Linked DNA regions of Homo sapiens: region 2 is linked to region 1. The links are chromatin contacts, found by Hi-C or POLR2A ChIA-PET in ENCODE. All regions are on one chromosome and are shown on one strand. Each heading gives the region's core, a stretch centred on a gene start or an enhancer-like site at or near the end of the contact. The rest is flanking DNA. Distances are from core to core; before and after follow the strand shown.

Evidence for each region. A loop is a pair of places that touch in the nucleus more often than their neighbours do. ChIA-PET counts read pairs that join two places held with the same protein, here RNA polymerase II (POLR2A). Pooled maps may share reads with other maps.
Region 2: a pooled map shows a loop between it and region 1 (2.1-fold over the local background). The contact joins two enhancer-like sites. A Hi-C loop is called at or near these places in 4 of 50 pooled maps. POLR2A ChIA-PET finds 5 or more read pairs at or near these places in 3 of 52 experiments (GM12878 and activated CD4-positive, alpha-beta T cell).

What each region holds. Positions count from the first base shown.
Region 1 is chr18:48,811,775-48,817,499 of GRCh38, reverse strand. CTIF (cap binding complex dependent translation initiation factor) reads right to left here. Exons shown (of 12, transcript NM_014772.3): 10 at 124-279. Among named protein-coding and RNA genes, the nearest start is that of CTIF-AS1, 27 kb to the left of the region's middle. RefSeq lists an enhancer at 3,169-3,328. Within about 2 kb of position 3,424, at least 11 of the 41 ENCODE cell types and tissues checked have a DNase peak (open chromatin) inside an H3K27ac peak, as active enhancers do.
Region 2 is chr18:48,995,053-49,000,777 of GRCh38, reverse strand. No RefSeq gene overlaps it. Among named protein-coding and RNA genes, the nearest start is that of DYM-AS1, 26 kb to the left of the region's middle. RefSeq lists a silencer at 469-658 and enhancers at 3,564-4,262, 4,620-5,387, 5,388-5,725. Within about 2 kb of position 2,502, at least 24 of the 41 ENCODE cell types and tissues checked have a DNase peak (open chromatin) inside an H3K27ac peak, as active enhancers do.

The DNA of each region.
Region 1 (5,725 bases), core at 2,175-4,674:
CTGGCCCGGATGGGTCCCTTTCTAAGTGAGCCTACCCTCACAGCTTTGTCCCAGTTATCTGAGACGCATTCCAGACCTGGTGCTGTCTGGCTGTGCAGGGGGCACAGGCGGCAGGTCTCTTACCTCCCTGAGGCAGGTGTAGATGGGGCACACGAGCACACGGAAGGGCTCGCCTGTGCTGCTGCGCATGGTGCCGAAGACCTCGCACAGGAAGGTGATGAAGCCCAGCCAGCGCTCCACGTCCTGCTGCTGCAGCTCCTCGCGCACCGTGAAGTCCTTCTGTGGAGGCATGAGAGACCGCGTCAGCCTCCCGGGGCTGGGGAGGGGCCTGGGTGCCACCCTGCTGTGCAGAGCATCTGTTGTCTTGGGGCTGCTCCTGGGCAGCAGGCAAACCCCATGTTTTAAATGAGGATGGGGGTGCGTGATTGCACTCTCTGTGGCTGGGACCACCCTGACCTGGGGCCATAACACCTCTTCTTCAGGTGTCCCCAGGTTGGGGACACAGCTTCCTTGCCTCTAGGCATTGCCCAGACCTGCTGGTCATCCTCCTTCACTGACAGCAATGCTGATGTGGGAGGATGAGGTAGAACGGGAGGTGACACCCTCCCCAGACTCAGCACTTTTCCACTTAACTCCCTGTGGCTAAACCGTCTCCCTTTGCTAACCCCCAAGTCATGCCCTCTGCGTGGTGGACTGGGGGTAACCAGAACACTGCCCACCCACACATCATCAGCAGTGGCAACAGAGGACCATGTGGGCTAGCGCCCCAGCACTGGGCTACACAGCTACAGCCCGTCCCTCGAGGGGCCTAGGCATTCATTCGTTCATTCATTCATTCATCCTCCTTAAAAATATTATTGCCCCATTGTGTGACAGGCTCTGCACTAGGAGCTAAGATAAGACATATTCATTCATCACTGTGATACAAGAGAAGAAAGTATAAAAAACCAAGGAGCTGGGTTCCATGGGATGGTCGCTAGGGAAGGTTTTGGGGATGGGGCCATGAAATACCACAGTCATACCAGTGCTCAACAGAAAGGTTAATATAGCTAAGGTGTGGAGACCACACAGGAGGCCACTGCAAGCATCCAGGCAGGATGAAATTAAAACCTCAGCGCTCTGAGAGCTGAAAGATAAGAATCTGGGGTAGCTTAAATAATATTCAGAAAGATATTTCCCCTACCTCTTGTCTTTGGTTTTGGCCATATGTCTTGCTTTGGCCAATAGAATGAGGCAGGAGTGATGGTGTGCCAATTCTGATGTGAGGCGTTAAATATTTATGTTGACTTTCATGTTTCTTCTGTCATCCTAAGAAGACTCTCTCTGGGCTAGCCTGATGGTCCCAGGGAGAAGGTGGGCAACATATGCGACAGGGCCTCACCTAAGTCTAGCCTAGGTCAGGTGACCCCCAACCAACCTGCACACACACCATCTACATGCACGCTTACTGCTGCGTGCCACTGAGATTTTTATGGTTGTTTGTTCAGCCTCAATAGCTGACCAATACAGGAGTGACACAAGAGACATTGTGAAGGTCAATAGTACTTGCTAAGTGGTGGGTTGTAAGGGTTGATGGAAAGGGGAGACTCCAAGATGACGCCAAGATTCTTGGTCTGGGTGACTGTGTCACCACCAAAATAGAACATGGGAAGACAGGTTGTAGAATGTGACTCAGAGCATTCCCACAGCCCAGTCCCCCACACCACTGCTGACTTCAGCCAAGCATCCTTGGCACCAGAATCTCAGCATCTCCAGAGATGGAAGGCCCTCAGAGATGACTTGGTTAACATCTGTCCCTTGTGAGTGATGAAGGTGCAATCTAGAGGGTGGGCCTTGGTCTCCTCAGGTGGCAGGTCAGGGGCTGGCTGAGAAGCCCTGCAGTGCCAGCTTTGGATGAGCCTAGGCCACAGCTTATAATGACCTGAGTTTCATCAGTTACAAAAAAGTATATACTTGTGTGTGTATCTATAACTATTTTGATATCTATATTTATATGTAAAACAGTAACAGCAGCAGCTGCTATTTGTGAGCCAGACACTGAGCCAAGGATATTAATTGTGGTATTTTACATAGTTATCACAATGGTCCTATAAGGCAGGTCCTATTACTGCCCCATTTTATAGATGGAGAATCTGAGGATAGAGAAGTTGTGTAACTTGCCCATGACTATGAGCCAGTGGCAGGGCTGGGATTCAAACTGACGTCAGCCTGCTCTGGAGACCAAACATTTTTTCTCCTTATGGTGTTTTTTATTTTTCAAAAAATGTTTTTGTGTATATTTAAGGTATACAACATGATGCAATGGGATACATATAGGCAGTAAAAAGGTTACTATAGTGAAGCAAACAACATATCCATCATCTCACAGTTACCCATTTTTGTTTTGTTTGTTTTTGTGGCAAGAGCAGCTCTTATGGTGTTTTTAAATTGGAAAGTAGTGCATCAGAGCCCACGCTTAGTCACTCTCCAAGTCTGTACTTTCCACGAAGCCATTTGTCCACACGGTCCCTTGTAAGTGCAGCCATGCCTGCAGACCTCATGGGCCTCATATTGACCCCTCAGGCCTCCTGCCTCCCCACTCCTTTCTCACTGAATTGTCCACCTGGGTATGATTGTAGAGTTCTGCTGTTTATCTTTCACCCAGGGTGAAAAGGGACCACAAGAGACTCCAGGGACCCCGCAAGTAGTGCGTGCCCAGCATCTTTGACAGCTTTGTCTCTTCTCCCTAGTCCAGAGCCTGGAGCAGGCAGTGTTCACAGGGGGTCCTAGCTGTTCAGGGTCTTTGTGAATGAATGAATTACATTGCCTGCCACCCCAGGGCCTGCCAAGGACCCTGCACTACTGGGCTTGAAGTCACACATCTTTTGGTGGTTTCATTCTCATGAACCTTTGTTTATCCCACAATATTCTTATGTGATCTGAGCAAGAGTGGGCATTACCATTCTCATTTTAAAATGGGGACAACTAAGGCACAAAGATATTAAAAGACATGACTAAGGCCACACAGTACTAGAACTTGAATGAAAAATTAAGCCCCTTCTCTGCTCTGGGTTAAACGCTCTTGCCCTGGTTGTACATTGGAGTCACCTGGAGGAACTCTGAGGCTGCTGATGTTGGGACCCCACCCCGGAAAGTCTTGTGTAACTGGTCAGGGTGGGGCTCAGACACTGGTAATTTTTGGCAGCTCCCCAGCTGATTCTAACGTGCAACCATGGCTCTGAACCACAACTCTAGGCCTTTATCAAGTGCTAACTCGGGTGTTAAAATGGTGCCCCTCTATCAACCCCCAGCTTGTCATTTCCTTATATTCCCTAAAAATACCCATGAAGGCACACATCAAAGAACAAAGTCCCACAGCAACACTGAGAAGGAAGATAACAGTTCCCCAGCAGACTCCTCCCAGACTCAGGAGGTGACATCATTAACTAAAGTGCTGTCACCAACAAATTCTGGTTGCCCAGGGGACCCAGAAGACCAAAGACAGGGGGTAGCTTGAGGCTTCAGCCCCTTCCTCTATCTGTCTCTGGCTGGTAGACAGTATCTGTCAGTACTAGCAAAGCCCTGTGCCTGTGTATTAAGGCAGCTCCCATCTGCACCACCCTTATTCCAGGCCTTGGAGATTCGGGGCAGTGCAGGGGCAGGAGGAGACTGGGTGAAATGCTGTGTCCTTTAAGGGATGGTGCTCTCAGGCAAAGCCCTCTGGGGCAGGAAAAAACTTGGAGGCAGTGTGTACAAGGAACTGAAGTTTTAAAAAATAGATTGCATCTGATCAAAGAACTAGCTCTTGACTCAGTTTCTTCCTGATCATCCATGGCATCAAGAGAGCATTCTGTTTTGGGCTAGCAAAGGTTACTAGGAGATTGAATGCCTGCTAAATATTGGAAATTGGATTTGAGATGAGCTCATGAAGCCACCCTCCAGCTTTAGGTCTGAGAGGGAGACTCTGCCTAAGCAGACACCAAGCTAGTCCAAGGCTGATGCGCACAGCAAACACAAAAGACCAGACAGGGGTGATCTCATTCAGGATTGAGGGAGGCGCAGAGCAATATGGCATCTACACAAAAATCCTGCCTGGCAGAATAAAGGAGCAGTGTCGTGAAAACTTAATGGAAATGTGTAACTCTGAACATATTAATGACAATCAACCAGATATAAATAAAATGAAAAACTCAAGTGCAAAACATGTGGGCTTGTATGTAAGGAGAATGACAATATAGATTCTATGATGTGTGAATAGGCATTCGAAGGAAGGGATTGTGATTAGCTAAGCAACTCTCAGGCTGAAATGAAGTGTGAGACAGGAACTGGGATTAGGAGAGAGCCAATGGAAACTAGAAATCCAACAGCAAAATCAAAATGAATTGGAGGCAGTAAAGGATAGAATGGATAATGCAGAAAAAGTAATGCAGAAGATAAACTTGGAAACCACCTAGAGAGCAGAATAGATAAATAGACCAGAAAGCTGAATACAAAGATAAATAGACTAGAAACAAAAAGAAAAACGATAGAGAAGATAGAGAGTGGACATCTAGTCTGTGAATTAGAGAAGTTTTCAAAAAGCATACCAGAATACACAGAACAAAGAGAGCAGAGAAATAAACTTTCTCACTGAAAATAAATAATAATAAAAATGAGTTGACTCTTTGGGTAAAAAGTGTTCACAGTGTTCCGGAAGTCCCTTGCCCTGCCCCAGTTTTACTTAGCGGAATAATTTTCTTTTCTTTTTTCATTTTTTTTTTTTTTTTTGAGACAGGGTCTCGCTTTGTTGCCCAGGCTGCAGTGCAGTGGTGCGATTAAGGCTCACTGCAGCCTCGACCTCTTAGGCTCAAGTGATCCTTCCACCTCAGCTTCCTGAGTAGCTGGGACTACAGGCATATAACACTATGCCTGGCTAACTTTTAAATTTTTTTGTAGAGACAAGGTCTACGTTGCCCCCGCTGAATTTTCTTTTTTAGTTTCGCAGAAAAAGAAAAATTTAAAAACAGCTACGAAGGAACAAAAGACAGTCTTCTTACAAAGGAAGAAAAATCTGGTTGGCCTTATACTTCTTTATTTGAGGTTAAAAATTCAGAGACATGAAGGCAACGTCTTCATGAGTTTGAAGGGAAAAGAACAAACCTGCCTATGAGTGAAAGCGAGAGAAAGATCTTACATAAGCAAGTTCTAAAACAAATCACTCCTACATGTTTATCTTAAAAAATTCAATGCTGCAGTTGCTATGAAAAATAGTATGGCCAGCTGGGCGCGGTGGCTCACACCTATAATCCCAGCACTTTGGGAGGCCAAGGCAGGTCGATCGCTTGAGGTCAGGAGTTCGAGACCAGCCCGAGCAACATGGTGAAACCCCGCCTCTACTAAAAATATAAAAAATTAGCCAGGTGTGGTGGTGGGTGCCTGTAATCCAAGCTACTCGGGAGGCTGAGGCAGGAGAACTGCTTGATCCCGGGAGGCGGAGGTGGCAGTGAGCTGAGATCATGCCACTGCACCCCAGCCTGGGGGACAGAGTGAGACTCCATCTCAAAAAACAAAATAGTATGGTGATTCTTCGAAAAATCAAAAACAGAATTACTATATGATCCAGCAATTCCACTTCTGGGTATATATCCAAAGGAAATGAAATCAGGATTTCAAAGAGATGTCAGTATGTAGCATTACTGACAAGAGGTGGGAGCAACCCAGGCATCCACCCACAGATGAATGGATCAACAATACGTGATATATACAT
Region 2 (5,725 bases), core at 1,253-3,752, 180 kb before region 1:
AATGGCAGATTGCTTGAGCCCAGGAGCTCAAGACCAGCCTGGGCAACATGGCAAAACGCTGTCTCTATTAAAAATACAAAAATTAGCCGGGCATGGTGGTATGTGCTTGTAGTCCCAGCTAGTTGGGAGGCTGGGGTGGGAGGTTCGCTTGAACCCAAGAGGTCAAGGCTGCAGTGAGCCATCATCACACCACTGTACTCCAGCCTGGGTGACAGAGCAAGACCTTGTCTTAAAAAAAAAAAAAGAAAGAAAGAAAGAAAAGAAAAGAAAAAAGGCAGGATGTGGTGGCTCACTCCTATAATCCCAGCACTGTGGGAGGCTGAGCCAGGCAGGTCGCTTGAGGACAGGAGTTTGAGACCAGCCTGGCCAACGTGGCAAAACCCCGTCTTTATTAAAAATACAATTAGCTGGGTGTGGTGGCGGGCGCCTGTAGTCTCAGCTACTCAGGAGGCTGAGGCGGTAGAATTGCTTGAACCCAGGAGGCGGAGGCTGCAGTGAGCTGAAATCGAGCCACTGCACTCCAGCTTGGGCAACAGAGTAATACCCTGTCTCAGAAAAAAAGAACAGAGATGCTTGATGTCACTAATCATTAAGGAATGCAAATCAAAATGACAATGAGCTAGCACCTCACACCTATTAGGCTGGCTACTATTTTTTTAAAATAGAGAAAATAAAAAATGTTGATGAGGACGGAGAAATTGGAACCCCTGTGCACTGCTGGGGGTAGGTAAAATGGTGCAGCCGCTGTGGAACATAGTACGGTGGTGCCTCAAAAACCTCCACATAGAATTACCATATGATCCAGCAATCCCATTTGTGGGTATGTGCTCAAAAGAACTGAAAGCAGGGTCTTGACGACATTTCTGCACACCAGTGTTGACAGCTGCACTGTCCACCACAGCCAAGGGGTGGAAGCAACCAAATGACCCTCCGCAAATGAACGGGTAAAAAAAATGCGGCCTATCTACACGATGGAATACTATTCAGCCTTAAAAAAGAGAAGGAAATCCTTTCATGAGCTACAACATGGATGAACCTTGAGGACATTATGCTGAGTAAAATAAGTCAGTCACAAAAGGATAAATACTGTATGATCCCACTTTTACGATGTATCTAGAGAAGTCGAAATCATGGAAACAGGCTGGGCGCAGTGGCTCACGCCCGTAATTCCAACACTTTGGGAGGCCCAGACGGGTGGATCACTTGAGGTCAGGAGTTCGAGACCAGCTTGGCCAACATGGTAAAACCCTGTCTCTACGAAAAATACAAAAATTAGCTGGGTGGGCTGGCACATACTTGTAGTCCCAACTACTCGGGAGGCTGAGGCACAAGAATCGCTTGAACCTGGTAGGTGGAGGTTGCAGTGAGCGGAGATCGAGCCACTGCACTCCAGCCAGGGCGACAGAGCAAGACTCTGTCTCAAAAAAAAAAAGTCATGAAACCAGAAAGTCAAATGGTGGTTGCCAGGGACCGGGGGGTAGGGAAGAGGAGTTGTTTAATGGGAACAGAGTTTCAGTTTGGTGAGATGAGAAAGTTCTGGTGAGATGAGAAAGTTCTGGAGATTTGTCACATGGCAAGGTGAACAAAGTTAACACCACTGAACTGAACACTTAAAAATGGTTATGAAGGTAAATTTTATATTATGTGCTTTTTACCGCAATTAAAAACAAAAATAAATATAAACTGACCAATGAACAAATTATAAAATCTTATTTTAGTGGATAGCCTGTGTTTGCTTGTTTAGGGGCTTAGAGCTCTATTTTTACTGATACACACACTGACTTCATTATATTTTCAAAACCCAACAAGCAGGTCACCTCCATTCTCATCGGCCAGCACCTTCTCCCACCGCAGCCCTGTTCTAGCATCCCACGGCCTCTCGAGATCTTACGTCTTCCCCAGCACCCTGGAAGGGCCCTGGGCAGAGCACAGGGCTAAGACCTGATGCCTGGCCGAGGGTCTTGGAGCCTGAGGACTGTTGGCTCCTGCAGGACAGGCAGCTCTGCTCAAGCCAGGAGAGGAATGTCAGAGCCCAGAGGGTGCCCAGGGCCCCTGAGACGCTTGCCAAAAGGGAAAAGCTCAGCAGCTGGTCAGGGAGGGGACGCTGGGCAGGAGTCCCTTGGCTCTCAACCTTGGCTGCACACTAGAATCTCACGGTTACATCAGAATCAGGATATTTTAAAGCACCCTAGGTGGTTCCAGCATGGAGCCGAGGCTGAGAACCACTGCTCTAGAGAATGGGATGGAAGGGTGTCCCCACGGGGCTCAGGACTGGGCCTGTTGTCAGTGGGAGGTCTGGCTCGGGGCCAGGACACCCTCCCAGCCTCCACCCCAAGGCTGGTGAGCGCAGCTCTCAGCCGCACCTGACCTTAGTCAAGAACTGGCAGGCAGGCACCAAGGGTCCCGCCTGGAATTCCAAGGCAGTCACGCATTCCCCACCACCCTGGGAGCCAGGGGTGTTACATCATGTCCAGGGCCCTGAGTCACTACGGATGTCTCTCCTGATGGCCACAGAAAAGCAAGCACCCAGCAGGAGGGAGGAAGCTGTGAGCACAGCCCCACGCCCACGTCCCCTCTCAGAGCAGCCCCATAAACAGGACCAAGCTATTTTAGGGGAAGAAGATCAAATGTGGGGATCAGTTCCCCCAGCTACTTTTGACTCAGTCCTTCAGGCTATTTCTGTGAGGGCGCAGGCTGGTGTCACCCCGCGTCACCAAGCACTCTGGGCCTGAAATTAAATGTGTCTGCTGGAAGAATGAGTGTGAATTCCTATAGGATAGATGGTTGCCTGGCAACACAGTGTCACGGCCAAAACATGGGCCAGGGCAGGATGGGCGCGGGAGACACTCAGGTTTGCAAAGTGCCAACTCAAGCCTGTGACAGTCTCAAGGGTCTCTGAGACTCAAGAAACTGATATTTGCCCAGGACGCCTGTGGACCTTTAATCACAACGAAAGAGGGTAGAGTGTGGAGCTGAGCCTTGTGCCTCTGGACACATTACAGCCTGGGCCTCTACCAGGACCCAGCACCGAATTATGATCAGTAATTCTGTATTATTTTCCTGAAGGAGACACTCTTGCAAATTGTGTAAGCTTCAGGGCCCCTCAAAACCTGGAGAATCTTCTGACCCCTTTCCATACCAAAAGAAAAACTTCTACGTGTGAGTATCCAGATAAATTTTATGTAAAATAAACACCCCGGCAATGGAAGGCTCATGGACCAAAGCTTTGGTCAAACACTCAGTTAAAATCAGTTCTGGGTAAATAATTGGGAACTGGCAGGAACTTTAAAATCCACCTAGCTCGTCCCTTTTCTAAGAGAGGGAAATGCAGCTCTGAGAGGTAAGGCGGCGCTGCCCCCCTTAGAGGGTTTTCAGCAGCGCCTCCCATCTCTGCAGGTCCCTGGAGCTGGCAAGAAGGGGAATTGACCTATGATTAGTTTTGAAAACGTGCCTGGGAGGTGAAAGACACAGGGTGCAATGTGGCATTTTTATTATTCTTGTGATGTCATCACTTTGAGAAGCTTATCTATACACACATCTCCCCACCCAAACAACAAAGTCAGCTTCAAAAAAGAAAGCCCTGAAGCAAGCTGTTTGTTTCATGAGTTGCTTAGCAAGCCAGAGGCATCTGCTCTCCAGATTCTAAAACTGTAGGTGTCGTGGGCCGCAGAGGCTCCCAGGTCTTGCTGGCCCTGGCCTGCCCTCCCCAGGGCAGCCAGGCCGCAGCAGTGTCTGGGGGGGTAGGGTCAGTTCAGGGTGGTGCCCAGGAGGAGGAGAAGGCCTAAGCCAAGACAAGCCTCAAAGCCTCCTCTTCTCTAGCGCTGGCCCTGCCCCACTGACTTCCAGAAACCTCTGCCAGCCTCCCTGCCTTTGCTCCCAATTCACCCGTCCTCCAGAAGTGAGACCTGGAAAGAATTGCAGAGGTCATTCCATTGTAGCAGCTTTTCAGGTGGAGCCTTGAGGCTCTGATGTGCTCGGGGTCTGCGGACCATGGGCTGCTGACCTCTCATGCATGCTTGGGGGTTTTTTGGGTTTTTGTTGTTGGTTTTTTTTTTTTTCTGAGTCAGGGTCTCACTCTGTCACCCAGGCTGGAGTGCAGTGGTGTGATCTCAGCTCACTGCAACCTCCGCCTTCTGGGTTCAAGTGATTCTCTTGCCTTAGCCTCCTGAGTAGCTGGGATTACAGGCGCCTGCCACCGCGCCCGGCTAATTTTTGTACTTTTAGTAGAGACGGGGTTTCACCATGTTGGCCAGGCTGGTCTCAAACTCCTGACCTCAGGTGATCCACCCGCCTCGGCCTCCCAAAGTACTGGGATTACAGGTGTGAGCCACCGTGCCTGGCCACCCTTGTGTTTTTCTGAATCACCAGTCTTTTCTCCTGAAATATCACTGCCCTAGGTCCTGTTCCTGTGGGGATTGGCTGGGCCAGTGGTTTTCAAAATGTGGCTCCTAGACCAGCAGCCTCAGCCTTGTCTGGAAACTTCTGAAACAAGCAAATTCTCAGGTCCCACCCCAGACACCTGCTGGTTGGGAACTCCGGGGCTGTGACCAGCCTTCTGTGTTAACAAGCACCTCAGGCGATTCTGAGGCACCTACAGCTTGGGCACCTTTCTCTAGACAGAAGCTCTATGAAAGCAGGGAGCCACCTGCCTTATCCGCTGCCACTTCAGCAGGGCTCCTGGAAGATGGTGGCTGCTCAATACGTGTTTGTTGAGTGACTATCCTAGACCCAAGCTAGAGCTGCTGAAACTGGGTGTGTGGGAGACCTTATGGACATCTGCATTTCAGCAGGCCTTCCAGGGGAGCGGGTGATGAGGGGCTGCGAACACCATGAAGGGGCAAAGGGCCCCAGTTCCTCTGGCTGGGGTGTTTGCTGGGCCTGAAAGCAGAACAGGCAGCTGACTTCGGGAATAGGAGCTCCTCTATTCTCACGCTGTCTTTATTCAACCAACCTCTTTTATAGAAATGGTCCTCTTGGTTTCTAGGACACGAAGCTACTGAATAATCAAGAAATGAAAGATGGGTCCATCACAAACCAGACAATTGCTTGGGACTCCGAGGACGTCCTGTCGGCAGTTCTCAATGCAGAGGAACCCATGTGGATGCGTGGCTTGCGCCTAGGCTGATCCCCGGCCTGGCTCCAGGCGGGCATCACTGTCTGCCCTGTACTCTGCCTTCCCGCCGTCCTCACCAGCTTGGAGGATTCTGAAAGGGAGCCCATGCCTAGGAGGTCTGGCGGCTTCTCCTGCCATCCTATTTCTGGGCCTGGCCACAAGGAGGTTTCCAAGAAGGGCCCTTGGTCAATATCACAGACAGCTCTTGGGTTCCTGAGCTGTGCCTTGTTAGGGCAGACCATAGAATCCAGCCACAGGCACAGGCTATCACCACCACCTGCTCCATGTGGGTCCCTCCTCTGTGTACTGGAGGTGTGAGGACACTGCTGGGGCTCAAGTTACAGGCCCTGTACCCCTCAAAAGACAGAGTCTGACTGCAGAGGGCAAACACTCCACAAAGCCAACTGAAAAGCATTGAGTGGGAAGGCAGTGGGGAGCTCTGAGTGTGACCCCCGTGCCGAGGCATCCACTCAAGGGCTGATGGGTGGGAGAGGCGCTGGGACCTGGGGAGCAGGATGTGGAGATGGGAGTTCTCCTGGGAAGGCAGGTCTTGCAGGGCTTATGGCAGGACGGTACAGAGAAGGGGTCCTGGGAAGCAGGGGACTGGTGTGG